Regions from separate parts of the Homo sapiens genome. Here regions 1 and 2 are each linked to region 3. The links are chromatin loops, found by intact Hi-C in ENCODE. Cell type or tissue: GM12878. All regions are shown on one strand. Each heading gives the region's core, and the rest is flanking DNA. Links, peaks and the distances in the headings are about the cores only. Region 1 overlaps LINC02012 (long intergenic non-protein coding RNA 2012). Region 2 holds the start of LOC105374308 (a long non-coding RNA gene). Region 3 has its middle 95 kb from the start of DLG1.

The links. Peaks named below come from ENCODE experiments on the same cell type or tissue, not always from the same donor. Only the 100,000 strongest peaks of a DNase experiment are listed, where the experiment ranks them.
Region 1: it touches region 3 in a loop (6-fold over the local background); 5 of 110 quality-filtered maps call a loop at or near these places.
Region 2: it touches region 3 in a loop (3-fold over the local background); 5 of 110 quality-filtered maps call a loop at or near these places.

Annotation. Positions count from the first base shown.
Region 1 is chr3:197,496,898-197,507,609 of GRCh38, forward strand. LINC02012 (long intergenic non-protein coding RNA 2012) reads right to left here. Exons shown (of 1, transcript NR_145451.1): 1 at 8,365-10,712. Among named protein-coding and RNA genes, the nearest start is that of LINC02012, 7.4 kb to the right of the region's middle. RefSeq lists a silencer at 5,394-5,557. In GM12878, for the core only: a CTCF peak has its summit at 5,238 (motif pointing left); DNase peaks (open chromatin) are centred at 4,874 and 5,144; H3K27ac peaks cover 617 bases.
Region 2 is chr3:197,449,309-197,460,020 of GRCh38, forward strand. LOC105374308 (a long non-coding RNA gene) reads right to left here and starts at 8,980. Exons shown (of 5, transcript NR_189108.1): 1 at 8,877-8,980; 2 at 8,320-8,475. In GM12878, for the core only: a CTCF peak has its summit at 4,897; a DNase peak (open chromatin) is centred at 4,903; H3K4me3 peaks cover 1,424 bases; H3K27ac peaks cover 688 bases.
Region 3 is chr3:197,388,604-197,399,315 of GRCh38, forward strand. No RefSeq gene overlaps it. Among named protein-coding and RNA genes, the nearest start is that of DLG1, 95 kb to the left of the region's middle. RefSeq lists enhancers at 5,153-5,202, 5,467-5,968, 5,576-6,775, 5,693-6,572, 6,095-6,389 and 1 more. In GM12878, for the core only: no CTCF peak of the experiment used is centred there; DNase peaks (open chromatin) are centred at 5,383 and 6,148; H3K4me3 peaks cover 1,119 bases; H3K27ac peaks cover 2,840 bases.

The sequences.
Region 1 (10,712 bases), core at 1,054-9,053, 110 kb after region 3:
CCAGGAAGTCACCCCCCACCCTTTCATGCCTGTTTTGGCTGTTGCAGCAGGTTTGAGAGAGTGGATGAGCTCAGTCACCCTCTTTCCTTCCTACCACATCAGAACCATTCTCCCAGCTGGTGGGAGTCCCTATTCTCTTTACGTTATGAGGATGCCAGGATGCTCACACAATGCTGCAAAACACTTGCTTTGTCACCTGGTCCAAGTCCCTTTATCTCTCTGAGCCTTTTTCTCATCTGTAAAAGAGGGGAGGCCGGGCGCGGTGGCTCACGCCTGTAATCCCAACACTTTTGGAGGCCAAGGTAGGCGGATCACGAGGTCAGGAACGGAGACCATCCTGGCTAACACGGTGAAACTCCGCCTCTACAAAAAATACAAAAAATTAGCCAGGCATGGTGGCACACGCCTGTAGTCCCAGCTACTCAAGAGGCTGAGGCAGGAGAATCGCTTGAACCCAGGAGACGGAGGTTGCAGTGAGCCGAGATCGCACCACTGCACTCCAGTCTGGCAACAGAGTGAGATTCCATCTCCATAAAAAAAAAGTGGGGCGGGAGTGCGGGGAAGCAATTCCTGTGCCTCCTTCCACTATAGGGCTGCTGTGTCGAATGAGAGCAGGTGAAGGCGGGCTTGTTACACTGGAAGGATTTCCACTCTCTTGTAGAAGAAGTCAGGACAGAGGAGGCCTGGACAGAGGACCCACGAGAGGGGATGGTAATAGAAATGTCCTCCACTCCAGGAGGCAGGAGAGCTCTGCAGAGTAATTTCATTCCCGTCTCTAGCTGGGCTGTCCCAGGGCGGCAGGTCCTTTGCCTCATGATGCACCCCGTTCTGCCGTGCTGGGCTCAGCCTAGAGGCTCTGAGAGAAGACGTGTCAGACTCAGGGGCATCACGGTGGTGAAACCCGGAGAAAAGTTTTCAGAGACCTAAGCAGACACATTCCTGGGCCCAGGTGTGAAGTCGTCTAGGCCAGTGGGTCTCAAACTCAAACATTTTTAGCAGAACGCTTCCGTGTCAGATACTTTTTTTTTTTTTTGAGACAGGGTCTCACTCTGGGGTCCAGGCTGGAGTGCAGTGGTGTGATCATAGCTTACTGCAGCCTCCAACTCCTGGGCCCACCACAGCCTCCTCAATAGCTGGGACTACGGTGCCACCATGCCCAGGCTAGATACTGCTGAAGAATCACTGGGACTTTAGGAAGTTCCGCTGATTTATGGCACAGATGGGGAAATGAAGCTCAAAGAGGGGATGGAATGTGACCAAAGCCAGGCAATAAACCAGTGGTTAAAACAAACAAACAAACAAACAAACAAGCAAACCCACTTCAAACGCAGAGCTAACCCTCGGCACAGGTGCGCTTCAGAGAAAAATGGAAAGGTTCCTTCATTGAGGGGTCTTTTACACAGCCAGAGGATGGAGGCTCACAAAGGGGCTAGCGGATAGGTAAATAGGGGCCATTTATTGACATAGTTGCAATAAACAAATCTTACTGGGCAAGCAGGAAACTCATGGTCTCCTTTGAAAATGGAGGTGTTTCTCAAGGTGTGCCTGAGGCACTGAGCCCCTTTCTGAAATAAAGCAGAAGCAGGTGAAGCAGAACAGGACAAATGGACATTCCTTCCAGCTGCTTCAGCCCTGGCCCCCTTCCAGTCTCCCCAGAGCACTGGTGGCCAGGCTTTGCCAGTGGCCAGCGGGAGACTGACCCAGCCGCACAGAGGGCCCCAGGTGTCTCTCAGCGGTGGCCATAGGACACCTGAATGAGCCTCGAGCCAGAGAGAGTGACTTTTTGGCGGGGCTCTGCAAGTGGCTTTCTGCCCACAGCTCAGGGGTGGGAGTGAGGAGTCAGACCTCCAGATCCCTCCACCACGTTCACTCGGGACAGGTGCATGAACGGCGGCGCGATCCGCACAGGCGAGGAGACGACCGATGGGGGCGGACAGCCGGACGCACGGCTGCGTCACTCACCCTCAGCGACCAGGGCCCCACGTCCCTAAGCGCGGAGCTGGGGGAGGGGTCGGCCAGCTGCAAGGCCGCGGGGCCGGGAAGGGCCGGGAGGAGGCGCCGGGGCGGCCGGGGCTCCCAGGGAGCCGCTGAGTGGGGGAGCCGCGCGCAGCATCTGGGCCTGGGGCGGGCGCCCGGGGAGCGCGGGGTGTCGCCAAGGGGGCCGCACGACCCGCCCGCGGTGAGCGCAAGGCCCGCGTGCCCCAGCTCTCCTCGGTGGGGATTTTCCTCACCTGGAAAACACACGGGTTATGGAGGGGGTGGTGGTTAATCGTCGCACGGGGAAACCGGCAGACAGGTTCTGATCGAGCCCTTCATCCCAGTCACAGGTGGCAGGTGCCGGGCGCCACGACCTCACTGTGCAGGGCGCACGCTCTCTCCCCGCCCTCCCACACCCCAGCGGCCCCAGGCCCTGGGGGATTCTCAGAATGTTCCACGTGGAGCAGCGCTTGGAGAGCCCCTCCCCTAAGGGCGGGTGGGGGGAGGAAGGGCGAGGGTTTAGACCCCCACCCCCATTCCACCCAAGCACCCCCACTTTGTCTTTACTGCATTGAGACTTTGCCTGAGAGGTCATTTAACCCAGGGCCGTGACTAAACACAGCTGCCAGGTCCTCTTTCAAGTCTCATTTTGACTTCGTGGTGCACGCATGACCTTGGGCCACTTAGAAACCTCGGTGTCTCAGGTTCCCCACCCATAATAGTAATAGTACCTCCCTCATAGGGTCCTGGGAAGGATGAGTGAATAAACGCTTGTGAAGTGTTTAGAACATAGTGAGTCTGGATGACTCAACAGATTGTTTGCTGGTGAGCTGGGTGTGGTGGCCTACGCCTGTAGTCCCAGCTACCTTGGGAAGCTGAGGTGGGAGGATCGCTGGAGCCCAGGCGTTCAAGGCCAGTCTAGGCAACATAGCCAGACCTTGTCTGTGAGGAAAAAAAAAAAGATGTGTTAGATGTTGCTGTTATTATTATTACTATTGTTTTCCAATGAGGAGAGTGAGGCCCAGAAAGGATAAGGCGTTTGCTGCCTGGACGATGTGGCCAGTTGGTAGTAGAAGAGGGAATAGTAACAAGGCTTCCTGGCTGCCCAGATGGAATCCATTATTTCTTGGACATTTAGTGGTTGCTGCTTCATGGATATCTTTGAAGCTAAACAGATTAACAAAAGCCCACTTGGTGGTAGGCCATGCTGCGTAAGGAGCCTCTGGTACCACCTCCATGATCCTCAGGAACAGGAGGAGTGAGGAGAGGAGGAAGAGGGAGAGAGAAAGGAAGGTGGGGATAGAGGGAGGAGGTGGAAGAAGAGGAGTCTTGAGTCTTCTTAGCTCAGCCACTAAACGGGAGGTGGTCTCACTGGGGATGCTTCTGAGAGGACACTTTCATTAAGAAGAACTAAGCCAGGCATGGTGGCTCACACTTGTAATCCCAGCACTTTGGGAGGCCGAGGCAGGTGGGTCACCTGAGGTCAGGAGTTCAAGACCAGCCTGGTCAACATGGTGAAACCCCGTCTCTACTAAAAATGTAAAAATTATCCTGGTGTGGTGGCAGGCACCTGTAATTTCAGCTACTCGGGAGGCTAAGGCAGGAGAATCTCTTGAACCGAGATCACACCACTGCACTCCAGCCTGGGTGACAGAGTGAGACTCCATCTCCAAAAAAAAAAAAAGAACTAGGCCAGGCATGGTGGCTCACACCTATAATCCCAACACTTTGGGAGGCCGAGGCAGGCAGATCACCTGAGGTCAGGAGTTCGAGACCAACCTGGCCAACATGGTGAAACACTGTCTCTACTAAAAATACAAAAAAAAAAAAAAATAGCCAAGTGTGGTGGCACGTGCCTGTAATCCCAGCTACTCAGGAGGCTGAGGCAGGAGAATCGCATGAACCCAGGAGGCAAAGTTTAGAGTGAGCTGAGATTGGGCCACTGCACTCCACCCTGGGTGACAGAGCAAGACTCCATCTCAAAAATAAGAAGAAGAAGGAGAAGGAGGAGAAATAGCCCTCTAAAATATTTCAAGTTTAAGAATTTTGTTCAGAGAATAAGGATGAGAGTTTGGTTGCCTATTGTCTCAGCCTGTTTTGTGTTCAATTTTGGCTCAGTCCCAACCTCATGAATCTCTCCTTTCAATCAAAGAGGAGCTGCCTCTTCATAGCCCAGGTGATGTCAGGGAGGCTGTGGCCAGCATGGCAGGAGCCCTCTTCATTGCCTGAGGAACAGTAAGTGCTTGCACCCAGCAGTTAGAGACAGTCTGGTTCTGAATCCTGTCACTTTCTAACTAGGAAAGATATTTAAACCTAAGCTTCATTTTAGTTATCTATAAAATTGGGATTATAAATCTTGCCTTATAGTATCACTGGGAGAATCAAATGGGATAATGCATATAACATGCTTAACCCAAGGCCTGGCGTGTAGGAAGCACTTAATAAATGCTTATTACTTAGGATCAGATGTGGCTTCCTGCCCCCATGTGTATGCGATGGCTTCCTCATCTCCTGTCCAACTGGACTAGGGGTTCAGTTAGGATTTGCTTTGCATACAAGGAAATAATTCCAAAACTGTAATAATGCAGAAAAGGTGGAAGTTTATTTCTTCTCACATAAAATCTGAATGAGGGGTCAAAGGTGGAATGTGGTTCCCCAGTGTCTGGGATCCAAACACTATCTTGTTGCAATGTCATAAATATCTTGACTTTATGGCCCAAGATGGCAGCATCCCAAGTTCCAGGCTGCAGGATGAAGTGCCGAAGGAGCCAAAGGAGATGCATATAAGCTCCCCTTAAGGAAGGTTCCTGGAAACTGTTGTACCACCATTTCTGCTTACATCCCATTGGCCAGAACATAGTCACATGACTACCCCCTAGCTGCAAGGGAATCTGGGGAAATGTAGTCTTTATTATGGCAGCCATGTGCTCAGCTGAACATTGGTGGATCTATCCCTATAGAAGGGGAAAATGAATTATCAGGAACATGCAGCAATCTCTGCCCCCAAGTCCCAGCTTGTCTAGGCTAGCTAGGCACCTGGAAGCCAAGTACCTGAGCACTAGAAAACCGGGATGGGGGCATGCTGCTTCTCCTCAGCCACCCCCAGTGGCTCAGTCTGCAACTGAGAACATGGAACTGGAACCGAAACTTAGGCCTCTTGCCATGGGTCTGAGAAAGCCCTGCCCTGTTTAATCACCTCCCTGACGCGTCCCAGCCTCAACACTAAAGGCAGGAGGGATACTAGAGAGGCAGCTGACTGCCCCCTCCTGGCCAAGGAGAGGACAGTGAGCAAAGCTGCAGCTCCGAGGGGCAGAGGGCACAGCAAGCTGGCAGGCTTGGCACAGCCTGGTGGAGTCGCCCACTGCAGGACACACAACTACAAATTGTGGGAAGGCCGGGCCACCAGCCAGTGCCACAATCCAAGTGCCTAACTGGAAGGATCTGCACTGGGGGCTCCGCCCTTCTTCATCCTGTTAATGAGAACACTCGAGCAGGCCATCTGGCCTTTGCCAGGCTCCCAGCACACCTGTCTCCTCTCTGTCCTGATGTCTCTGAGAAGGGGAGGAAAACTTGCCTGCATCTCCCCACACTGGCACTTCTGAAACAAGCCCTCCGGCCCTTTCTGCTCCCGGAGTTTCACTCCTAGTAGCCACCAGGGGACAGAAAAAACCACAGCCACAGGTGCTCCAGCTCTCCCTCTCCCAGGCCTAGCCCCAGGTCTGTCACTAACTCGGGATGCAGCATCCCCGTCTTCTCTGACCCCCCTTTTCCTTGCTGTGCCTTGAGTCGCTTTTTAGATATAAGTTTCCTGGGCTCCACTCAAGACTTACTGGTTCTGTTTTTGAACCAGTTTCCCAGGAGATTCATGTGCGGTGCGTTTAGGATCCAAGGGGCTGGACGGCTTTCACAGTCCAGCTTAGAGTGATCTGGTTCTGACAGGACAGAGCTGTCTGAACAATGTCCTGGGGGATGGGGCACTCCTAACAGCCCTTTCTTCCCAGGGGCTGGAGTTCTTCAAGCCTCCCCAAATTATCCACTTTCCTTTCAGAGTCCATCCCCCTGAGGTGCTAAGCCATTCTCATCCTGCTCTGCTAGCTGGGAAATGTCCCGTCAGGTGCCCCACCTCCTGTTTCTATCTGTCAAAACCCTCTTCACTTGTCAAGTCCCAGCTGAAACACAACCTCCTTTAGGGAGCATCCGTTACCTCCCCAGTGAGAATTTCCTGCTCCTTCCTGGGCTGCCATGAACTTTGCTCATACATCCACTATAGCCCAGGCTGTCCTGAGTGACAGCTCTCCAGGTTGGTGCGTCCTATCTGCTCCACCCCCTCACGCCCTCAGCCCCACAGGACTGGGAACTCCTTCAGGCTGGGAATCAAATCTTACCATAGATATCCTGCAGCCTGATTATAGATCACTCTCAACCCTGAATGCTTAAAGAGAAAACACAGGAAGCCAGGGCCTGGGTAGGACAAACTGAGTGCTAACAGAAAGAGTCCAGGCCGGGCGCGGTGGCTCACACCTGTAATCCCAGCACTTTGGGAGGCCGAGGCGGGTGGTTCACGAGGTCAGGAGTTCAAGACCAGCCTGATCAAGATGGTGAAACGTCGTCTCTACTAAAAATACAAAAAATTAGCCAGGCATGGTGGCAGGCACCTGTAATCCCAGCTACTTGGGAGGCTGAGGCAGAGAATTGCTTGAACCCAGGAGGTGGAGCTTGCAGTGAGCAGAGATCGTGCCACTGCACTCCAGCCTGGGCAACAAGAACAAGACTCCGTCTCAAAATAAATAAATGAAGATCCCAAACACAGATAACCAGGGCAGGAAGAACTGGTCCATTCCCCTCCCCTAAGCTGAATGAATGAATGGGCTGATCCTCCTGGATGATTTTGAGGGTTTGTATTCCAGAAAAAAGAAAAACAAAAAACCCCTTCTTTGTCTAGGATGGACTTGTCTAGGCTTTTAGGCTTAAGGCCTTCTGGCGAATAATTTCTTAATCCACTCAGGAAATCTTCAGGGATTTCCAGTCAGGTGGTGATGCAGGGCTGTGGAGTCTGTTCTGCACTTAGCAGTCAGGAAGGGGGCCTGCAGAAGGCAGTGCCCTCCTCTGCCCTAGGCCTCTAGGATGAGCCTGAAAGTGGGCTCTGGCTGCTGTGGTTCAACCCTGAGTGGGTCCCCATTTCTGTCTGTGCCTCTAGAACACCCTTGGGCTACAGTGTCTGCATTTCTCAGAAAGGCTGGGGTGGGGACGGGAAAGAATTTTTTAGGCGGTGACTGCAGCAGCCGGGGCACCTACTGAGTCCCCGCGTTGTGCCAGGCGCTGGGCTGGAGAGCTTACCCACTCACCTATCTACACAACAACTCTGCAAAGTACAGACGGTTATCCCCATCACAGACAAAAAGACATCGAGGTTTGCAATGCTCGCTGGCAGCAGCCCCAGTGTTAGTGTTAGTGACCCTCCCCACCCCGCCCAAAAAAAGAAACTAAGGCTCAGAGAAAGTAGATAACTTGGCAGCATTATGCAACCAGGAAGTTGCAGAGCAGGATCAAAGTTAGGTGCATCTGGCTCCAAAACTTCTGTTCTTTCTAACTGACCTCACCCAGAACACAGTTGCCAGCAAGGCCTGCGTCTGTCCCCATCCCTCCGTCTGCAGGGTCTCTGAGGTCTCTTTCACCTCTAACAGGGCATCACCTGTGGGCTCTCTTTCTCAGGGACCACCTAGGTAAATCCACACAGGCGAGGAGAGGACCAGCAGGCACTAAAGCCAGACACACAGCTCTGTCACTAACCCTCAGTGACCAAGGCCCCACTGTCACTAAGCACATAGCAGCGGGGAGGGGTTTGCCAGCTGCATGGCCAGAGGAGGCGGGGAAGGGGAGGGAATTGGAGGGCCTCGGGGGGCGAGGGCAGGAGAAGCGCGGACCCTCCAGATGTGCTGTTTCTTTCTCTGCTGCAGTAACCCGAGAGCCTATCTATCTCTTTTTAATGTTCTGCTGTTTTCTTTCGTCGTACACTTAACCGCACAGAAAATAAGCCCTAGGGCTGAAAACTCCAGCTTGTCGTGGTGCTGGCAGTGGTGTGCGCTCTTCCACATCTGGGTGCAGCCTAAGCCTCTTGTCCGGTTCTGCCCTCAGCCTCCACACCACGTGCCCAGTCCCACATATCCAGAGCCCCCTGCCTGGTTATTCTCCAAGCAGTCCCAGCACCGCCTGCTTGGCAGCCTCAGGTTGTTGGCCTCTGGGTTTCCAGGGGCCCTTATATTTTATTATTCCTTTGACAAAGTCATGGGACTCCCTAAGTAAGGAGAGACCCCTGCCCACTCACACCTCTCGCATCAGCTGTCCATGAGGGGCTCCAAGGCTGTGCGGGGAAGAAGACAGACTGTGTTAGATTGAAAATGAGTATTTTTATTTACATGTGATGGAATCGAGCCTCTCACTTCCCGGCCCAAGTCATGCCCACGGTTACCCTGTGTCACCCTGGGCTAGACAGTGAGCTCTGGGAGGGCAGTGGGCTGCCTGCTGTCGGACGACCGTGCCTAGACAGGGCACAACGAAGAGATTCAAGTAATAAAGGGGCAGAGGGAGAGGTAGCAGCTGCCGTCCGGCACAGGGCTGCCCCTCAGAATGTGACACTAATATGGCACTGGGACCATCGGCAGCTCCTCCGCCCTTCCCATCACAGCCCCGGAAGTCCCATTGTACCTCCATTGGAACGAGAGCCCATCAGTCCCGCCAGCCTGCAGGGAAGAGTCTGATGCCCCTCGTGACATCACCGAGCTCTCCCGACTCCCTAGCGGCCTGCTGCTGTTGACCCTGCTTCCTGAAGGTGCCCCGAGTCTCCATAAGGCACAGGCTTCTCTCCCCGCACCATGCTCCCTGTTTCTTACGGCAGGTCCCACACCACTTTGTCCACCTCTGGTCGGACATTATGAGCCAAAACCTTTATCCAGAACACGATGTAGGTAGGAGAAAGAGAGGTTGCAGCAGAGTAAATGACCCAGTCACAGAACACGTGGCCAGATGGCCCCGCAGAGCACTCACCGGCTGAGAGTGGCCGGAGGGTGGTGGCCGGTACAGCAGTGTACCCAGTGCAGTCCACCACGCCCGCACTTGTCTGGCAGCAGAGTTGAGCGGCACTTCCAGGCCCCAGGAACCACGGGCACTTCCTCCTGAAACTGGGGTGGCTACAGCTGAAGCTGAGAAGAGCAACCAGCCTGCTGCTATTTCTGAAGGAGCCCAGTGTGGTTACTCAGTGTGCTGTAATTAAACTCATCTATAATTTGATAAGTGGGAGTAGCCTTACATTTTAGAGAGTAATTAAGTCTCACCAAAGGAGAAGCACATGGTGCTTCTGGGACCCAGCATCTCCTGAGGTTGGTCCCCATTCACTCTCCCTGTCTCTACACATCTCCACAGATGCTGAGGCCGCCAGGGTAGGCCTCAGCCACAGCTCTCTCCACCCTCAGGCATTCCATCGACATCCAGGCCCCTGGGAGATAGCACAGACACTGCAGACACACGTGCGACGAGACAGGGAAGCCTGGGCCTCCCTTTCCAGGCTGCTCCGCGAAACTGCGGACTAGGAGGAAGCTGGCTGTCCTGCTTGCCTGCCTGCCTGCCTGCCTGCCTGCCGCTCCTTCGCCACGTGCAAGGCGAGGTTCTGACTGCGCTGAGTCCAGCCCAGCTCTGGGCCCCAGTGTGGAGACTGAGGCAGCCTGAGGGTAAAGGAAGGGGCTGCGGGTATAGAAGTCAGATGGGGCTGGGTGCAGTGGCTCACGCCTGTAATCCCAGCACTCTGAGAGGTCGAGGCAGGTGGATCACCTGAGGTCAGGGGTTCGAGACCAGCTTGGCCAACATAGCGAAACCCCATCTCTACTAAAAATACAAAAAAAAAAAAAAAAATTTAGCCAGGCATGGCGCACACCTGTGATCCCAGCTACTCGGGAGGCTGAGGCAGGAGAATTGCTTGAACCTGGGAGGCAGAGGTTGCAGTGAGCTGAGATCACACCACTGCGCTCCAGCCTGGGTGACAGATTGAGACTCTGTCGCAAAAAAAAGAGAAGCCAGATAGCCGAGGTCTGGATCTTGTGGGGTCTGGATCTTGTGAGGTCTGGATCTTGCAGGGTCTATATCTTGAGGGGTCTGGATCTTGCGGGGTCTGGATCTTGTGGGGTCTGGATCTTGCGGGGTCTGGATCTTGGCTCTCTCGTTTCCTGGCTCTGTGATTTTGGGCAAATGACTTCACCTCCCTGAGGCTCAGTTTCCTTATTTGTAAAATGCAGACAATGGCACCGCCTAAGATATAATCCGTTTATGCAGATCAGATGAGAGATTTGCCACGAACTCACTTGAGTAGTTGGGAGGGGCACGTGCATGTGAGGAGTGTCAGCATCTCACCAAAGCTAGTAAACCTGTCTCAGAGCGCTTGGCGGCTTGAGGGGAACTCTAAAGACCATTCAGCCTGGTGTGTGTCATCAAGAATGAGGGATTGGATAACCACAGCTGAAACCTGTTCAGACAGCGAGGAGATGGAAATCTTGTCAAATGGGAGACCTGAGCTCTTAAACCTGACTTGGCCACTTCCAAATATCTGGAAGTCTATTTCAGAAGAGTTAAATTATTCTGTGCAGGTCTGGGTCATAACCAGGTGCCAAAAACATTAAGTGAGGTGGTAGATTTCGGCTCAGTCTTTGGATAAACGTTTCTGAACCAAGGAAATGGCTTCTTAGGAA
Region 2 (10,712 bases), core at 1,852-9,851, 61 kb after region 3:
TGTTATAAGCTATGCTAAAAGGCAAGAAAAAGCAAAGTCTGAAGAAATGAGCAAGCACCAGAACCAGATCTGGATATGATGCAAATGCTGGAATGATCAGACAGGGAATTTAAAATGACTATGATTAATACATGCAGGATTCTACTGCAAGGACATAGAGTTAATGTAAGCTCAGAGATGGAAACTCTAAGAAAGAATCAAAAGAAAACACTAGAAATTGGCTGGGTGCAGTGGCTCACGCCTATAATCCCAGCACGTTGGGAGGCCGAGGAGGGTGGATCACGAGGTCAGGAGATTGAGACCATCCTGGCTAACATGGTGAAACCCATAAAAAATTAGCTGGTCGTGGTAGCACACACATGTAGTCCCAGCTACTTGGGAGGCTGAGGCAGGAGAATCGCTTGAACCCAGGAGGCAGAAGTTGGAGTGAGCTGAGATGGCGCTACTGCACTCCAGCCTGGGTGACAGAGCAAGGCTCCATCTCAAAAAGAAAAGAGAAGAAGAGAAGAGAAGAGAAAAGAAAAGAAAAAAAAGTTTAATTGGCTCATGGTCCTACAGACTGTACAGGGAGCATAGTGCTGGCATCAGCATCTGGTGAGGGCCTCAGAAAGCTTTTAATCACAGTGGAAGGTGAAGCAGGAGCTGGGTGTCACATGGTGAGAGTGGAAGCGAGAGAGAGAGGGGGCAGGTGCCACATGTTTTTAGACAACCAGATCTCATGAGAACGCACTCACCGCCTCTAGGACAGCACCCAGCCATTCATGAGGGTCCACCCACGAGACCCAAACACCTCCCACCAAGCCCCGCCTCCAATATTGGGATTACATTTCAACATGAGATTTGGAGGGGACAGTCATCCAAACTATATCAGGCATTATCGACTACTCTATCTGCTTTATTTACCAACCAGTCCCCAAGGGCCTAGGACAGGGCTGGCACATAGTAAGCACTCAATAAGTATAAATTTTTAAAAAATGAATGAATCTTAAAGTCATTCCAACCTTAAACTTTGCTCCTTGTCTATCAACATTTCTGCTAATATAAAAATGATTTTTCTCCAAATGGTAGAGTAAAAATCAATGTCTCGTGTCTTCCACAAAGCTGGGGTTTCAAATGACTGCATACATCACAGCTCCAGGCACCACCAGAGCAAAGCTTCCCTAGGATCAGGCAGCAAGGATGAAAGAGGATGGGGCTGTGAGGGCCAGGGCCCCTTTGTGGAGGAAGAATCAGTTTACAGAGGCTCATGTCTCCGTTCAGCCAGATGAGTGTTTCTGGGAGGTGGGAGAACAGAAAAGTTACAATCAAGTGTTAAGATGATGTCAACAAACTTGTCTACCCAGTGCCTGGCCCAATAAGGTTATCAAAATCTCCATTTCAATCTGAACTCCAGTGAAATTTTGATGAACAAGATATTCAGGGAACATTCCTTGCAAGACAAGGCTCTCCTTGACCTCAGGAACAGAGCCTTAGTCCCTTTGTTCTAGTACTGGGCACAGGATGTACCTAGAAAGCCCTAAATGAATGCCTGATGAATGAAAAATATTCATTTCAATTCATTTTTTTCTGATACGAAATTATATTTCAGGCCTTGTCTTTAAAAGTCATTCTAAGATGTATTCAGTAACATTTTTACATTAGCAAGTGAAGAGTACTGACTTCCTTGCATCTTCCCATGAGCATAAAACGTCACGCAAATGGCCATTTGCAAGCACCCTGACTCTCCCTGATCATGTGTCACTGTGGGAGGCTGTGGGCAGGATGCAAAAGGGGTATGAGATTGAATTTATTTTAATCCCCAGAAATCATGGACCATTAAAAGTATCTCTTGATACCTTTTTCCACAGCCTAATTTGACACATGGAGAACCCAAGGCTGAGAGAAGGGAAGCGGCTTCCCCAGGGCATTCGGTATGTGAAGGGCATCATCAGAACTAGAATCCTGGTCTCTTGACTCCCAAGTTCAACACTTTTTCCATTTTGTAGATTCATCTCTATCTCCTAAGAGTAAAAGGCAGGAGAAATTCAGATTAATTCATGTTTAAATTCTATACTAAGGTAAAGAGATATCAGTTTGTCTATAAGGATATGTTTATTGAGATTCTACTTTATATGGTACTCAGTTAGTACTATCTTTGTTACTACAGGGTAATAAGATTAAGCATATACAAAGTTGTTCCTATCCATTGCATAATGCTATCAATAATAATAGTAAGTTTCCATTTTTTGTCCCTGCTTATTTAGTCCCTGCTTATACGCCTTATAGGTATTACCACGAGTAATTCTCACAACAGCCTGATACAATATATTTCTGTATTAAGCCTCTTTGGGTTGCTCATGACAGAAACCCAACTCAAACAAGCTTAAGAAAAAAAGGAATTACTGGTGCACATGAATGAAAACATCAGGAGTTGTCCGGTTTCCGCCCAGGCTGGCTCCACGGGCTCAGGTAACGTCAGAAACCTCTCTGTCTCCCTTCATTTCCACTATGTTAGCGTCACTCTCCAGTATGTTCTCTCGTATATTGGGAAAGATGACCCCCAGTAGCTCTGGATTTCATGAACTTTACATCTTATGACAGAGTCTCGCTCTGTCACCCAGGCTGCAGTGCAGTGGTGCAATCTCGGCTCACTGCAACCTCCGCCTCCCAGGTTCAAGCAATTCTCCTGCTTCAGCTTCCTGAGTAATTGGGATTACAGGTGCCCACCACCATGCCCGGCTAATTTTTGTATTTTTAGTAAAGACAGGTTTCACTATGTTGGCCAGGCTGGGCTTGAACTCCTGACCTCAGGCGATTCGCCCACCTCAGCCTCCCAAAGTGCTGGGATTACAGGTGTGAGCCACTGCGCCCGGCCTTTTTTTTTTTTTTTTTTTTTTTTTTCTGATGGAGTCTCTCTCTGTCGCCAGGCTGGAGTGGAGTGGTGCGATCTCCACTCACTGCAACATCCACCTCCTGGGTTCAAGAGATTCCCCTGCCTCAGCCTCCCAAGTAGCTGGGACTACAGGCACACACCACCACGCCCAGCTAATTTTTTGTGTTTGTTGTTGTTGTTTTTGAGACAGAGTTTCACTCTTCTTGCCCAGGCTGGAGTACAATGGTGTGATCTTGGCTCACTGCAACCTCCGCCTCCCAGGTTCAAGCGATTCTCCTGCCTCAGCCTCCCGAGTAGCTGGGATTACAGGCACGCGCCACCACACCCGGCTAGTTTCGTATTTTTAGTAAAGATGGGGTTTCTCCATGTTGGTCAGGCTGGTCTCAAACTCCCGACCTCAGGTTACGCCTGCCTCGGCCTCCCAAAGTGTTGGGATTACAGGCGTGAGCCACTGCGCCTGGCAATTTTTTGTATTTTAGTAGGACAGGGTTTCACCATGTTGGCCAGGATGGTCTTGATCTCCTGACCTCATGATCCGCCCGCCTCAGCCTCCCAAAGTGCTGGGATTACAGGCGTGAGCCACCGCTCCCCAGGCTATGTCTTATGATTTTAGAAGGAGAGAGCCCTATTTTGACCCAGCATCCACATTTCCCCTCCTCACGAATCTTGACTGAGCATCTTTGGGTCTTGTGAGCGTGTCTTCATCAATTATTGTGTCTAGGAGAATTGGGATATTTTGATCAGCCGCTCTCTAGGGTGGGGGTGGAGAGTTTCTTTTATCAGTGGAATGAAAGAAGGGCAATTCATAATCCCATTCTACATAGGATGAAGTGGAAATTCAGAGAAATCAAGGACTGGACCATAATTGCCTAAAGGCCAGACGGCCTGTTAAGGGCAAAGCTGGGACATAAACTAGTTGTCTCCAAAGCCTATTTTTAAAATTTTTCCTGTTGTTGTCATTGAGCAGGGGAAGGACTCATTCACATACCTTAAAATTCACCGTTTTAAAGTGTGTAATCCAGTGAAAACCCTGTTTAATCAACAGGCCAAGTGTTTTCAACTTCGGTGTGATCACTGTTCACTTGTGAAGTATGTGGTAAGCAATGTGTTGCTATTAATAGCTGAATTACCAAAGTTATTAGAATGATTTACTTCAAAAAATGGAAATCAGAATTAACAAAAGATTACCCTGTTCATAATGCCATCCCCATTTCCAGGCCGGGCTTGTTGGCTCCGCCTGTAATCCCAGCGCTGTGGGAGGCCGAGGCGGGTGGATCACCTGAGGTCAGGAGTTCGAGACCAGCCTGGCCAACATGGTGAAACCCCGTCTCTACTAAAAATACAAAAAATTAGTCAGGCATGGTGGTGGGTGCCTGTAGTCCCAGCTACTCAGGAGGCTGAGGCAGGAGAATCGCTTGAACCTGGGAGGCGGAGGTTGTAGTGAGCTGAGATCACACCATTGCACTCCAGCCTGGGCGACAGAGCGAGACTCTGTCTCAAAATAATAATAATAAAACAATGCCATCCCCATTTCCTTGAACTCTGATGTCCAGCACAGCTCCTGCCTAGAGGCGTTGGCACCCATTTGGAGTGGTTCCAAGGAGAAAATGGCAGAGCACGTGACACAGCCTGCCATAAAGCTGTCTCCATCACAAGACAGAATGGGTAAGCACCCCAAGACAGTACAGAGTGTTCCAGGAAAACTACTTAGAAATGGCAAATCAGTTCAGCAACGTTTCAGATTATAAGAAAAAAATTAAATCAATACACCGTTTCTAGAGTCCAGTGATGAAGACTAGAAGGAAATGCAATAGAGAGAGCTCATTCCCTGAAGAATCCAAATCATTAAGTATTTTGCAATTCACGTAAAAGGACATGAAGAATGCATTCAAAGAAAATTACAAACCTCTAATAGAAAAATAAAAACGAATAAATGGAGCTTCTGCCTGGGAAGATTCTACATGGTAAATGGCACATTCAATCTGCAGTGTAAAAGCTCATGCAACCTGACCATGCCATCTGCTGTAGAAGGAGGGAGGTGACACTCTTGCTGTCCCCTGAGCTGATCACAGCACACTCCAAGAAAGACCTAGACAAACTCAAACAAGGTGGGACCAGGGGTGGAGTCGGGGGAGCAGGCTGGCAACAGACCTGGAAGCCAGTCACACAACACAAGGAATGAGCTGGTTGAATCTGGGCATTAGAGAACAGGAGGCATTTTTTGCAGGTAAGAGGAGATTTAGGGGCAGGGTTGAAGGGTTGTGGTATGGAAGAAGTATTAGATTTGCCCTATGGAGCAACAGTGAGTAAAAATGACAGGAAAAGAGATTTCTGTCTCAAACAAAGTAGCAACTTTTTGGAAGTCAGAAGTGTCATTGATCTAAATTAAATGACGCTATGAAGCAGGCAGAGTAGGCGATATTATCACCCCCAACAAAAAGATGGGGAAAAGGTCCAGCAGGCAGAAATGACTTGTCTATCATCACCCAGGAGGGGCATATGAGGCTGTGGACACCCCCTGTGCTGTGTCCAGTGCCCCAGGCTGCTTCTGGAGCCAGCACTGAGCTTCCACAGATGTGGCAAAACAGGTGTGAACAGCCGGCAGTGCCCTTCTCCTCTCCCAGCAAGAAAGTCACAAGAAAACTACCAAAGTCAAAGGATGACGAGCAACTCTGAATATTCTGGGGAAAGAAGGATCAGGCAAGGACCAGTGATTCCCTACGGGAAAGTAATGACTTCTGACTGGAAGCTCCTACCAGGAATTTCTGACAGGAGACCAGGGATTTCTGACAGGAGACCAGGAACTTCTGACAGGAGACCAGGGACTTCTGACAGGAGACCAGGGACTTCTGACAGGAGACCAGGGATTTCTGACAGGAGACCAGGAACTTCTGACAGGAGACCAGGGATTTCTGACAGGAGACCAGGGACTTCTGACAGGAGACCAGGGATTTCTGACAGGAGACCAGGGACTTCTGACAGGAGACCAGGGACTTCTGACAGGAGACCAGGGATTTCTGACAGGAGAGTAGTGGTTTATGACAGGAAAACAGGGATGTCTGATGGAAAATGTTGGCCTCCAGTGGGCTATGCATGGAGCTCTGACAAGAAAACAAGGATTTCTGAAAGAAACTGATTTTTCTCAGGACGGTGATTTCTAAAAGCAAAGTAGTGATTTCTCAGCCAGGCACAGTGGCTCATGCCTGTAATCCTAGCACTTTGGGAGGCTGAGGCGGGTGGATCACTTGAGGTCAGTAGTTCGAGACCATCCTGGCGGACATGGTGAAACCCCGTGTCTACTAAAAATACAAAAATTAGCCGGGTGTGATGGTGCGTGCCTGTAGTCCCAGCTACTCGGAGGCTGAGGCAGGAGAATCGCTTGAATCTGGGAGGCGGAGCTTGCAGTGAGCCAAGATCGCGCCACTGCACTCCAGTCTGGGAGACAGAGTGAGACGCCACCTCAAAAAGAAGAAAGAAAGAGAGAGAGAGAAAGAAAGAAAAAGAAAGAAAGAGTGATTTCTGATTTCTGACAACAATGATTTCTGACAAGAAAACAGGTTGCTGATAGGAGAGCGTGAATTTCTGACAGGACGCTAGTGTCCACCACGTAGCAAAGGGGTTATTCCTGACAGGACGTCTTCCACAGGAATGAGGGTTTCTGTTAGGAAGGACCAAAAGCAGCAGCACAGAACAAACTGAAAAATAACAGGAGGGAATGAGACCCCTTCAGGAAATAGCTTCTTGGGTGTGGAGGGAGGTCCTCAGGAATAAAAAGCCGGGTTGGGGGAGGCTGAAATTGGGGAAGACCTGGGGTCCAGTATCTCCTCTGGCAGAGTGGGGCTGAGTGGGCTGGAGGGAGAGTATCTAGAAGATTTACAAAATAGGTGTGAGCGTAGGTGACTAGGAAATACATTCTCATCGAGAGGCTTGCAGGAAGGGGGAGGGAGGGAGGAGAGGGAAATCGGGTCCTTCTTCAATCCCCTAGACCCAGAGGTAACAAAGCCTTGGTTTTTACTCAGCAAATTCAAAGGCAAGCTTTTGCCCTCTGAATGTATCGCCAATTCTTAGCAAAGGGGACAGGGCAATAGAGAAGTGATGTCATGAGGCTGTAGTTCTGAGGTTATCCGGGAACCAGGTCGGAGCCTGCTTGCAGAGAATGTAGCATCGTGGCAGAGAGGAAAAGGAACTAAGGGAAGCGGAAGTATCAGTAAGGAGCCTCCGACAGAAATGGTAGGCTGGCAACATCCTGATCAGCAGCAGAAGTGATTTTCCCGTGTCCCCGTGTCCCTGCTCACCACCCACGCTCCCGAGAGCTCCCAGGCCAGGCCTCACAGGGCTCCTTCCCTGTGGGAGCGGAGGTTTGCCGCGAGCCATCGCCCGGCACGGGACACGTCTCAGGGGGAAGGAACACGTTTTCTCTCAGACTGAGCGCTCGCTGACCCCGGCTCCCAGGCACCACGTCTACCACGTGACTGGATTCCTGCGGCCGCCGCGAGCCGGGAGAATTCTAATAGCGCAGATGCCCGGAACCGCTGCAGCAGCCCGAGCCGGAAGTGCCAGACTCCTACTTCCCACCGGATGCGGGGCTCGGCAGGCTCGGCAGGCTCCTCCGCAGGCCACACAGCCGGCGGCACAGGCCTCCTGCGGGGAACCCCACCCCACCGGCCAGCCCGGTGCTCTGCCCTCTCTGGGGGTCCCGACCACTGTCTCCCTCCACACCCAAGAAGGGGAGCCTGGTCTTGTCTTTCCAGCTGCCCCCACCTGTCCTCCCTCTGGGGCTTCCTTTCCATCTGAACTGGATTCAGAGGACACAGAGTTCCCCAGCTTTCTCCGCTTTTGATGCCCTATCTGGTCCTCAAGCTGTTTTTGTTTTGTTTTGTTTTGTTTCGTTTCGTTTCGTTTTGTTTGAGATGGAGTTTCGGTCTTGTTGTCCAGGCTGGAGTGCAGTGGTGCAATCTTGGCTCACTGCAACCTTCGCCCCCTGGGTTCAAGTGATTCTCCTGCCTCAGCCTCCCGAGTAGCTGGGATTACAGGCATGCACCACCACACCTGGCTAATTTGTATTTTTTTTTTTTTTTTTTTAGTAGAGACGGAGTTTCTGCATGTTGGTCAGGCTGGTCTCAAACTCCCAACCTCAGGTGAGCCGCCCACCTTGGCCTCCCAAAGTGCTGGGATTACAGGCGTGAGCCGCCGCGCCTGGCCCCTCAAGCTGTTTCGTGGCTGCCAATGCCAACTGGGAAAAAGACACAGTGGTAGAAAGAATTAGAGATGAGACGCAGACTTGAGAATTCTTTTCAAATTCAAGAGCAGTAGTTTGTCTCAGGAGATGCTGGTCCTGTCTCACTGTGAGAATCCCTATCATAGACCTTCCCGGGCAAAGCCCTTTCCCGGGTTCCTGTCTGAGGAGGGAGGTGAAGCCTCTTGGGTCCTCAAGCAGCGATTCTTACCCTTTCCCTGCCTGGGTCACTGCCCATCCACAGCTTCCCGGGGAGAACAGTGACGGGAACTAGCTGACCGCTCGGAGCCTCCAGGCCAGTCCCTTTCTGTGAAGACTCACAAGGCCTTACTCGTTGCGTAACATCCCAAAGCCGTAGTTACGTCATCTGTAAAATGGAGATAAAAATCCCACTTCACATGGTTGTTGGGGTGATTAAAGGAGATAATATAGGCCAGGCATGGTGGCTCACACCTGTAATCCCAGCACCTTGGGAGGCCGAGGCAGGCAAATCACCTGAGGTCGAACCCTGAGGTCGGGAGTTTGAGACCAGCCTGACCAACATAGAGAAACCCCGTCTCTACTAAAAATACAAAATTATCTGGGCGTGGTGGTGCATGCCCGTAATCCCAGCTACCTGGGGGGTTGAGGCAGGAGAATCACTTGAACCTGGGAGGCGGAGGTTGCAGTGAGCTGAGATCATGCCATTGCACTCCAGCCTGGGTGACAAGAGCAAACCTCCATCTCAAAAAAAAAAAAAAAAAAAAGAGGAGATAATATATAAAGTACCTGGCACCCAGCAGGTATGATAAATTGGTCCCCTTATTTCTGCTGATGCAGGAAAGCAGAACGCTTGAGAGCAAGGCTGTGGCGGGTGAGGCTGTTCAGTGTGTGCCTGTCTGTTCAGCAGCTGGGTGGAGGCTGAAATACCACATGCCCTCCACTCACCCTGTCAAGTGCCGAGGGTGGGGCATTCTGCACAAAAGCTTTGTCTCTCCTGCACACAGGCACCCTAAGGCTGAGATTCTGCACAAAAGCTTTGTCTCTCCTGCACACGGGCACCCTAAGGCTGAGCAGCACTCTCTGCCGGGTGACTGCGCCAGCGCCCAGACCACCTGCTGGAGAAAGAAAGCATGGCACGTTGAAGGCAAGCATTTGTACTTTGCTCTTTCCTCACAGTTAGACCAGGCTCCCCTCCTCTCCCGCTTGTCCTCAGAGGCCTTGGTGAGGTGGAGAACGGCTGCCATTGTGATGGGTTCCCCTTTTCTCATTGCGGGGGGTCCCTTGAAGGGGGTTGGCCTGCCTGCATTTGGGCTCTGGTAACCACTCTTCTTCCTAGCAGGCTTCCCATTGGGGCAATTTGCAGGGTCCTAAACTCAGAACCTCTACCTTTACATCCAGGGCCCCCAAGAGGCTCTCTTTAACATTATGGACAAACAGCCACACAGGGCCTTTTTTCCCCAGGAAGAAAAGACCAAATGGAGCTCAAGGCCCAGCTGTCCTGGGAGTGGTGCCTCAGCCGTGGCCCTCTGGGAAGGGGTTTCTGTGCAGGGCTGCCCTGAGGGTTACCCTTTTCCATCTTCATTTCTATCTCACATAGTAGGCAAGACAACAGACAGGATTCAGACAAGATTACAGCTCCAAGGGTTGATCTGTGTATTTCCCTTGCACGCTGCTCTCTTGCTGGCACCGAAGGGCACCCCAGTCCAGACTGGTCAGAAACAAACACTCACAGAACCCACAGAGCCAGGGCTAGACACAAAGGCCAGGCAGTGTGCTTGCAAAACGAGACTTTCCTCTCCCAAAGACTAGAAAAAACTAGGCTTGCAGAAGCAGGAAGAGGCCGCTGGACCTGGACGGGAGGACGACACCTGGATTACTGGGTGTGGCGCCTTCCACCAACAGTGCTGGCCACATGTGAACAGCACCTGGTAGCCTTGGAGGCTGTGAGTAGGGATTGGGGTCAGGAGGGGTGCGGTCAGGAGGGATGTGGTCAGGAGGGGATGTAGTTAGTGGGGATGCAGTCGGGAGGGGATGCAGTTAGTAGGGATGCAGTGAGGACGGGTGTGGTCAGGAGGGATGTGGTCAGGAGGGGATGCAGTTAGTAGGGATGTGGTCGGGAGGGATGCAGTTAGTAGGGATGCGGTCAGGAGGGATGCAGTTAGTAGGGATGTGGTCGGGAGGGATGCAGTTAGTAGGGATGTGGTCGGGAGGGATGCAGTTAGTAGGGATGTGGTCGGGAGGGATGCAGTTAGTAGGGATGTGGTCGGGAGGGATGCAGTTAGTAGGGATGTGGTCGGGAGGGGATGCAGTTAGTAGGGATGTGGTCGGGAGGGATGCAGTTAGTAGGGATGCGGTCGGGAGGGGATGCGGTTAGTAGGGATGTGGTCAGGAGGGGATGCGGTTAGTAGGGATGCGGTCGGGAGGGGATGCGGTTAGTAGGGATGTGGTCGGGAGGGGATGCAGTTAGTAGGGATGTGGTCAGGAGGGGATGCAGTTAGTAGGGATGCGGTCGGGAGGGGATGCAGTTAGTAGGGATGCGGTCGGGAGGGGATGCAGTTAGTAGGGATGCGGTCGGGAGGGGATGCAGTTAGTAGGGATGCGGTCGGGAGGGATGCAGTTAGT
Region 3 (10,712 bases), core at 1,399-9,398:
GATAGTTTACTATCTGCACTGCATTTGGGATAGTTTACTATCTGCAGCACATTTGGGATAGTTTACTATCCATAGTGTATTTTCGAGAGTTTACTATTTGCAGTGCTTTCGGGATCGTTTACTATCCATAGTGTATTTGCAATAGTTTACTATCTGCAGCGCATTTGGGATAGGTTACTATTAGTAGTGCATATGGGATAGTTTTCTATCTGCACCGCATTGGGGATAGTTTACCATCCATAGTGTATTTGGGATAGTTTTCTATGTGCAGCGCATTTGGGATAGTTTACTCTCTGCCTTGCATTTGGGATAGTTTACTATCTACACCGCATTTAAGATAGTTTACTATCTGTAGCATATTTGGGATAGTTTACTATCTGTAGCGCATTTGGGATAGTTTACTATCTGCCTTGCATTTGGGATAGTTTACTGTCTGCACCGCATTTGGGAAAGTTTACTATCTGCCTTGCATTTGGGATAGTTTACCATCTGTAGCGCATTTGGGATAGTTTAGTATCTGCAGTACATTTGGGATAGTTTACCATCTGCACCACATTTGGGATAGTTTACTATCTGCTCTGTATTTGGCATAGTTTACAATCATTAGCACATTTGGGATAGTTTACTATCTGTGGCACATTTTGTATAGTTTACTATTTGTGGCACATTAAGGATAGATTACTATCTGCCTCGCATTTGGGATAGTTTAACATCCACAGTGCATTTGGGATAGTTTACTATCCACAGTGCATTTGGGGTAGTTTACTATTCGCAGTGCATTTGGGATAGTTTACAATCTGCCTTGTATTTGGGATAGTTTATGATCTTCCTTGTATTTGGGATAGTTTACTATCTGCCTCGCATTTGGGATAGTTTACTGTCTGCCTTGCATTTGGGATAGTTTACTATCTGCAGCACATTTGGGATAGTTTATCATCCGTAGTGTATTTGCGATAGTTTACTATCTGCAGCACCTTTGGGATAGTTTACTATCTCTAGCACATTTGGGATAGTTTACTATCTGCAGCACATTTCCGATAGTTTACCATCTGTAGTGTATATGCGATAGTTTCCTATCTGCAGCACCTTTGGGATAGTTTACTATCTCTAGCACATTTGGGATAGTTTACTATCTGCAGCACATTTCCGATAGTTTACCATCTGTAGTGTATATGCGATAGTTTCCTATCTGCAGCACATTTGGGATAGTTTACTATCTGTAGTGTATTTTGATAGTTTGCTATCTGCAGTGCCCTTGGGATATTTTACTATCTGCAGCACATTTGGGATAGTTTACTATCTGCAGCACATTTGGGATAGTTTACTATCTGTAGCAAATTTTGGAGAGTTTACTATTTGTAGCACATTGGGATAGTTTACTCTCTGCAGTGTATTTGGGATAGTTTACCATCTGCACCGCATTTTGGATAGTTTACTATGTGCACTTTATTTGGGATAGTTTACCATCTATAGCACATTTGGGTTAGTTTACTATCTGCTCTGTATTTGGGAGAGTTTACCATCTGCACCTCATTTGGGATAGTTTGCTATCTGCTCTGTATTTGGGATGGTTTACTATCTGCGGTGCATTTGGGATAGTTTACTATCTGCAGCACATTTGGGATAGTTTACTGTCTGTAGTGTGTTTGCGATAGTTTACTATCTGCCTCACATTTCGGATAGTTTACTGTCTGCAGTGCATTTTGGATAGTTTACTATCCATAATGTATTTGCGATAGTTTACTATCTGCAGCGCATTTGGGATAGTTTACTATCTGCAGCACATTTCGGGTAGTTTACCATCTGCAGCGCATTTGCGATAGTTTACTGTCTGCCTTGCATTTGGGATAGTTCACTATCTGCAGCACATTTGGTATAGTTTACTATCTGCAGTGCATTTGGGATAGTTTACTGTCTGCCTTGCATTTGGGATAGTTTACTATCTGCAGCGCATTTAGGATAGTTTACTATCCGTAGTGTATTTTTGATAGTTTACTATCTGCAGTGCATTTTGGATAGTTTACTATCCATAGTGTATTTGCGATAGTTTACTATCTGCAGCACATTTGGGATAGTTTACTATCTGCAGCACATTTCGGATAGTTTACTATCTGCAGCGCATTAGCAATAGTTTACTATCTGCCTTGCATTTGGGATATTTCACTATCTGCAGCACATTTGGTATAGTTTACTATCTGCAGTGCATTTGGGATAGTTTACTGTCTGCCTTGCATTTGGGATAGTTTACTATCTGCAGCGCATTTGGGATAGTTTACTATCCATAGTGTATTTTTGATAGTTTACTATCTGCAGTGCATTTGGGATAGTTTACTATCCATAGTGTATTTGCGATAGTTTACTCTCTGCAGCACATTTGGGATAGTTTACTATCTGCAGCGCATTTGGGATAGTTTACTATCCATAGTGTATTTGCAATGGTTTACCATCTGCAGCGCATTTGGGATAGTTTACTATCTGCAGTGCATTTGGGATAATTTAGTATCTGCCACACATTTGGGATAGTTTACTATCCATAGTGTATTTGGGATAGTTTACTATCTGCAGCGCATTTGGGATAGTTTACTATCTGCAGCGCATTTGGGATAGTTTACCATCCATAGTGTATTTGCGATAGTTTACTATCTGCAGCGCATTTGGGATAGTTTACTATCTGCCTTGCATTTGGGATAGTTTACTATCTGCAGCGCATTTGGGATAGTTTACCATCCATAGTGTATTTGCGATAGTTTACTATCTGCAGCGCATTTGGGATAGTTTACTGTCTGCCTTGCATTTGGGATAGTTTACTATCTGCAGCGCATTTGGGATAGTTTACCATCCATAGTGTGTTTGCGACAGTTTACTATCTGCAGCGCATTTGGGATAGTTTACCATCCATAGTGTATTTGCGACAGTTTACTATCTGCAGCACATTTCGGATAGTTAACTGTCTGCCTTGCATTTGGGATAGTTTACTATCTGCAGCGCATTTGGGATAGTTTACTGTCTGCCTTGCATTTGGGATAGTTTACTATCTGCAGCGCATTTGGGATAGTTTACCATCCATAGTGTGTTTGCGACAGTTTACTATCTGCAGCGCATTTGGGATAGTTTACCATCCATAGTGTATTTGCGACAGTTTACTATCTGCAGCACATTTCGGATAGTTAACTCTCTGCCTTGCATTTGGGATAGTTTACTATCTGCAGCGCATTTGGGATAGTTTTCCATCCATTGCATATTTGCGAAAGTTTACTATCTGCAGCGCATTTGGGATAGTTTACTATCCATAGTGTATTTGCAATGGTTTACCATCTGCAGCACATTTGGGATAGTTTACTATCTGCAGTGCATTTGGGATAATTTAGTATCTGCCACACATTTGGGATAGTTTACTATCCATAGTGTATTTGTGATAGTTTACTATCTGCAGCGCATTTGGGATAGTTTACTATCTGCAGCGCATTTAGGATAGTTTACTCTCCATTGTGTATTTGCAATAGTTTACTATATGCAGCGCATTTGGGATAGTTTACTATCTTCAATGCATTTGGGATAGGTTACTGTCTGCCTTGCATTTGGGGTAGTTTACTATGTGCAGCGCAGTTGGGATAGTTTACTGTCTGCCTTGCATTTGGGGTAGTTTACTATCTGTAGCACATTTGGGATAGTTTACTATCTGCAGCGCATTTGCAATAGTTTACTATCTGCAGCGCATTTGGGATAGTTTACTGTCTGTAGTTCTTTTGCCCATTAGCTTGGATTCCTTGTCGTAGGGTCTCTTTTTGTCTGCTTTGCAAGCAAAAATCAGAGCCCCTGAGTCACAAAAGTGTGTAGGTACCTTTCCACACTAGTTTCTCCTCATTCAGGGACCCCATGGCTTATAAGAAGGTAAAGCTGAGTGGCTCTCAAGTGTCCCAGGAAAACAGTCCTTTCTGCATGTTTGATCTGCCAAGTTGCCAATATCTGATCTGAGCTCCTCAGAAGCTCCTAGGAGAAAGAGGTGACTCAGGGAGCAGAAATGATGGGCCAGAGAGAGAACCCTAATAGCTAGCTTCACAGGCCCATCTCTGTCTTTGCCCACCTTTCCTCACCCAAGTACAACAGTGTTTGGAGTGGCTTAGTGTAACCTAACTTTCAGTGGTCCCCTCAGGACTGGTAGGCCAAATTTAGAGCCCACACAAGGAAGTCTATTGGTCATGTGGTGTGCCTTGAAGCCTGCAGCATGTAAAAAGTTATATTTAATACCCTGGGAGAGACCAAATACAGGAAAGCCAGTTTGTGGGATACAATTATTTTTTCATAAGAAGCCTCTCTGCCTATGTGTTTGGTAAACTGTTAGCCCTCTAAGAGTTGGACTGTGGATTCTCTAGTCTTATAGTTAGACACGTGGACAAGCAGAACGTTTAAGAGTCAGAGGAACATTCCAGGATCTTCAACAGCCCTAAACAAGGTCATTGGCATCCTGCTAGATATGGTTGGCACAGAGCACACTCTGTGACTGACCCTCTCAATCAGCCCAGCATCCTGTCCAGTGGCCTGACCGAGGGCTGCACTGTAATCCTTGTTTCCTTTGAAAGTCTGGAATTCATAAGGAAATAGGGTGGGGGTAAAGAATGGATGATCTAATTTTCCAAGGGAGTATTGGATTAGTCAACAACTTGATCCCCACTGCTGAGATAGCTCCTTTTGTGAATATTTTACCTACCCACCTGCTAGGTCTCAAGGCTTCTGAAAGTACTCTTCCTAGACAACTACACTGAGCATCTTAAAACAGCACAGTCTGCTTCCTTCCCTCACTGATTCTGAAAAACGGAGCCGCTCCCAGTCCCTTTCGTATCCACCCTGACTCCAGGCAGGATAACACTGGATAAAGTCCCCTATATCCTTCAGCATAAAAATCCCAAAAGTCCACTCCAAGGCCTTCTGCCTGCTCTTGTTTAAGACACAGTGGCTGGTCTCTGAAGCAGCCTCTAGAGGCTCTGATGCCAGCCAGTACATTTAAAGATGAGCTAAAGGAAACAGAAGGGTAGTTGGTACACTTCTTTATCTCCCGACATTTGCCTGGAGCAAAAGAAAGAGGAGAATGATGCTGAGATTAAAGCCTCTCCCCTGGAGTGATTCTATGTGGCCTGTTGCGTTGGTGCAGAGAGGCAAGGCAATAAGGCCTTCTGGGGTTCAGCAGAGAGACAGGTCAAACAAGGGTACTGCCCAGGCTGCTGGGGCCCCAATCAAGATGTGACTCTTCTCCAAAGGGAGCAGATGACACGGGCCTCCTTGTACCAGTGTGGCAGCCAGCATGTGTGCAGGATGGGGACAGACACTCAGGATAGGCAGAGAGAGCCACATTACCAAGTAATCAGACTTGTTTACCACTCTTGAGGTAAATGTGGGAAGCCAACAACCAGCATTTTGTAGAGTCACTTGGCGGAAGAAACACCATCCACACAAGTCAATCAAAAATATATATTCTTGGCTGGGCGTGGTGGCTCACACCTGTAATCCCAGCACTTTGGGAGGCCGAGGAGGCGGATCACCTGAGGTCAGGAGTTCAAGACCAGCCTGGCCAACATGGTGAAACCCATCTCTACTAAAAATACAAAAAATTAGCTGGGCATGGTGATGGGCACCTGTAATCCGAGCTACTCAGGAGGCTGAGGCAACAGAATCGCTTGAACCTGGGCGGCGGAGCTTGCAGTGAGCTGAGGTTGCGCCACTGCACTCCAACCTGGGCCACAAGAGTGAAACTCCGTCTCAAAGAAAAAAGGTCTATTTTTAAAAACTACTAACTGAGAAAGAAGTAAGAGCCTTGAAGAAACAGAAAGAAGGAACCTGAGCATGCCACGGCAGGAGAGGATGAGAACGGCATGGAGAAGGGGGAGGCGCAAGCAGCTGGAAGCCCACGGCGGAATGGGCCGGTGCTCGGAGAGCTGTTCGGATGGCACGGGAGCTGATTGTCTTGACGTTAAGTTCCTCGGTGAGGAGAGAACAGAAGTTAATGGCACCCACCGGGCCTGGGTGGAGCCTCAGCACCACCAAAGAAAGCAGATTCTGCATTTGGAAAGCCTAGGCCCTCTCCTTGAACCTGGTTCTCAAGGTTTCGGTGATGAGTCACCTCGTTCCCCCTCACCAGCTTCTGTCTTTAGCCACAGCACTGACGTGTCTGAACCCGCACGCACCTCCTGAGCTGGAGCACCCGTCATCTTCACACCACAGATGACTAACCATGGCCTGCTCACAGTCTCCTCATTATCACGGAATGAAAATGCTACATGCCTGAAAGCTGAGGTTTTGGGAACAGGATGAGAAGAGCTGCGGAAGGAATGGAGATGCAGGTGGCAATGAGCTAAGCTTTTGACAGGCCCTCGCAGTCCTCGGGAGCAGGGGCCAAGTGACCACAGATCCAGAGAGAGTGCTCTCCTTGGCAGGGCCGCATGAAATCTCATTCATTACAGCCTCCGATTAGGTTCCCAGGCTCATTAAAATCTGTGTGCCATTCACTGTTTCTCTTGGATCAGACTGGATTCTACTGTGCAGAGAATTGCCAGGGCTTCCAAGTGTCCAGTGCAGGCCAGATAGCATCTCTTGGCTTCACTTCTTCCTGAAGTTTCTCCCTGTGCTTCTGTGTGCTCACTGCCAAGAACACAAGTCAGCATTCAGGCCCACGGCTGCCAGCTGAAACAAGGGCTTCTGACCCAGACAAAGCCCGCAGATAAAGTCCAAAGCACTTGAGCTAAACTTACTCTAAAAACTATGGCAGTACAGGACAAAGGAAGACACTCGGGTTAGACACAAAGAACCACAGCTAAGGCAACCTTTAAAAAAGGAGAGTGGGCTGGGCGCAGTGGCTCATGCCTGTAATCCCAGCACTTTGGGAGGCCAAGGTGGGCGGATCACTTGAGCTCAGGAGTTCGAGACCAGCTTGGGCAACATGGCAAAACTCCATCTCTACCAAAAAAAAAAAAAAAAGTTAGCCAGGCACAGTGGCATGCACCTGTGGTCCCAGCTACTTGGGAGGCTGAGGCAGGAGAATTGCTTGAGCCAGGAGTACAGAGGTTGCAGTGAGCTTCTCGTGCCATTGCACTCCAGCATGGGGGACAGGAGTGAAACCCTGTCTCAAAAAAATAAAATAAAATAAAATAGGAGAGTAAAGAGGAGCTTTTACTCTATCTGATAGAAAGACATATTATAGCCAGGTGCGGTGGCTCACGCCTGGAATCCCAGCACCTGGGGAGGCTGAGGCAGGAGGATCACTTGAGGCCAGAAGTTCAAGACCAACCTGGGCAACACAGTGAGACCCCATCTCTACAAAAAATAGAAAAAAATAATTAGCTGGTCACGGTGGCACGTGCCTGTAAGTCCAAGCAACTCAGGAGACTTAGACGGGAGGATTTCTTGAGCCCAGGAGGTTGGGGCTGCAGTGAGCCGTGGCTGCACCACTGCACTCCCCAGCCTGGGTGACAGAGTGGGAACCTGTCTCAACAACAACAAAAAAAGACATATTAAAAAGCCATCATAATAAAAACAGTAGTTTAAAAACCATAAAAATAGATCACCAGAACAGAATAGAGAGCTCAGATTCAGTCCCAACTTAATGTAGGATGAAGGTGAGGCCGGGCGCGGTGGCTCACATCTGTAATCCCAGCACTTTGGGAGGCCGAGGCAGGTGGATCATGAGGTCAGGAGTTCAAGACCAGCCTGGCCAAGATGGCAAAACCCCGTATCTACTAAAAATACAAAAAATTAGCCAGGCGTGGTGGCATGCACCTGTAATCCCAGCTACTCTGGAGGCTGAGGCAGAGAATTACTTAAACCTGGAGGGGCGGAGCTTGAAGTGAGCCGAGATTGCGCCACTGCACTCCAGCCTGGGCGACAGAGTGAGACTCCATCGCAAAAAAAATAAAAAATGATTAAAAAATAAAAAATAACATATAGGATGCAGGTGGTCCCGCACATCACGGGGAAGGACAGATTATTTAGTAAATGGCATTTGGGAAACAGGCTCATTGTATAGAGAAAAATAAAACTGGACCCCTACTTAACACTAAATACAAAAGAGGACTCTGCATGCTTTAAAAACCTAAGTATAAAAGGTTAAAGAAAAATAGTGGAAATAAAATGGGCAGAAGAGAGTGCAGGGACGTATCTTTGTGATCGATCCTCCTCAAAACAAAATTTCAAAAGCATAAGGCAAATTTTTACGAATATGATTAAATTAAAATTAGGGGTTTCTAATCAACAAAAGTCCCCATGGACAAAGTTAGTAGACTGTTAACAGAACAGGCGTAGATATTTGTAACATCTAAATCAATGAGGGATTGATACGAAGAATATGGAAAGATCTTGAACATTTATGACTGTAATTAAAAATGGGGAAAGGGGCCGGGCGTGGCTCACGCCTGTAATTCCAGCACTTTGGGAGGCTGAGGCAGGCAGTTCATGAGGTCAGGAGTTCAGGACCAGCCTGACCAATATGGTGAAACCCAACTCTACTAAAAATACAAAAATTAGCCAGGTGTGGTGGCATTTGCCTGTAGTCCCAGCTACTCAGGAGGCTGAGGCAGGAGAATCACTTGAACCCGGGAGGTGGAGGTTGCAGTGAGCCAAGATCGTGCCACTGCACTCCAGCCTGGGTGACAGAGCACGTATCCATCCCCCCACCAAAAAAAGAAAAAAAATTGTGGAAAGGATATAAACAGATTTATACAGAAGATGAAATTCCAAAAAGCGAACAAGGTGGCATAGGTCAGTTGTGCTGAAGCAGACTCGGAGCTAGGGAGTTGTGAGCAGGAGGTCTATGTGGGAGTGATCTCAGCAGCAACGCGGTGAGGGAGTGAGGAAATCAGGATAGGACTGGGCAGAGCAAGAATCTGAACGGTGATGTGGGTACAGACAGGCCTTGGCTGATCCCACTGGGGAACGCTGATGCTGGCATGTCTTTTCAGAGATGTCCTGAATGTAGGCAAGGGACTGGGGCTTTGTACCCCTTCATTGACTAGCCTCTGGATGGACACTGCCCCCACGGAGAGCTCATAAGTGTGGGTGAAGCTGCTTACTTGGACTGAGGGCAATTCCCAGGGAGGGTCTCACCTGTGAGCCATTCACAGCCGGCACTCTGGCAGGGAGGGGTGGAGAGGGGTAAGGGGAGGCATAGCTTTTAGTCCTGAAGCAGGAACCGGAGCGGTATACCATGCATCTACCATGAAGAGAGACTCAAAAGTTTTAGTAACACAAAAAATGAAAATTAAAACAACAGCCGGATGTCACTGTATGCCTTTTATATTGGCAAAATATAGAAATACAGGTAGTGCCAAGTATTGGCAGGGATGTGGGACATAGCCACTCCTGTACCCTGCTGGCGAGAGGACAGATTGAGAGGAGTCGGCATTGGCAGTGTTCCGGGGCACACACAGGCATTGTTAGTCACATTCGGTATAACATGCTAGCAATGCCTCCACGAGGTATACATCCCAGGCCGCTCTTATGCAATTCTGTAAGGAGAGGTGTATGCAAATGTTGCCTGCACAGGAATTAGTGGTGGGAGCTGGAGACTCCCTGAGTTTCCATCACTGAGATGGAGAAATAAAATACAGTGAATGCACGCCAGGGAGTACGATGAAACAGGACTGAGGCAAAATAATAGACGTACACATAGCAGCATAGACGGATCTTAAGAACAGTGAAAAATGGGGGAAAAGCATGTAAAAGCGTTAGAAATAATGAGATAGAATATGTACATAAATTTAAAATACTGCAAATGCTATTTGTATGAAAATATGCGAACAAAACGATACACATGAAAGAACTAGGAATCATGTGCAGTGAGAGAAGGAAATGGAATTGCAGGATGGGGACTAAAAGGAATAAGGAAGTAAATAATTCACGAGGGGGTTTCCCAGGGACCAACGATGCTGACATCCAGGGGCCAAGGAGTAGGAGTAACTCAACTCTGTACATCTGACTTCTAAGACTAGCAGCAGCAACCACCACCATTTGAGCCCCAAGAAAGCAAGCTCAGGTTCTGCACCTTCTCTTTCTCTGAGATCTCCCCTCAAAGGTCACAGGCTGAGTCACTGGAAAATGGCAGAGCCCTGCCCCACATCACTCCCCACTCTTACGTATAAATGAAATGACACACACCTCTGATCTCCAGTGGGCTAAAGAGGTTGGCACCTGCATGGAGGTTCATGCCCCTTGAGGCAGAATTGACTTTGCTGCAGGGAAGGATGCTTTCCATTCTCTTTCCCACCAACTCTCCCACCTTTGATTCCAATCAAGTCACCAACCAAACTGAAATGCAATAGGCATAAGCTCAATGCTTGCCTTTGATCAAGACCCTCATGACAGACGGAGGAAACACAACCAACTCAGAGTGATGTCTTAGATCTTGCCCACCTGGGCCAGGCGCGGTGGCTCACGCCTGTAATCCCAGCACTTTGGGAGGCCAAGGTGGGCGGCTCACCTGAGGTCGGGAGTTTGAGATCAGCCTGAACAACATGGAGAAACCCCGTCTCTACTAAAAATACAAAAAAAAATAGTTGGGTGTGGTACACATGCCTGTAATCCCAGCTACTTGGGAGGCTGAAGCAGGAGAATTGCCTGAACCTGGGAGGCAGAGGTTGCGGTGAGTGGAGATCGTGCCACTGCACTCCAGCCTGGGCCACAAGAGCGAAACTCCATCTCCAAAAAAAAAAAAAAAAAAACAATTTTGC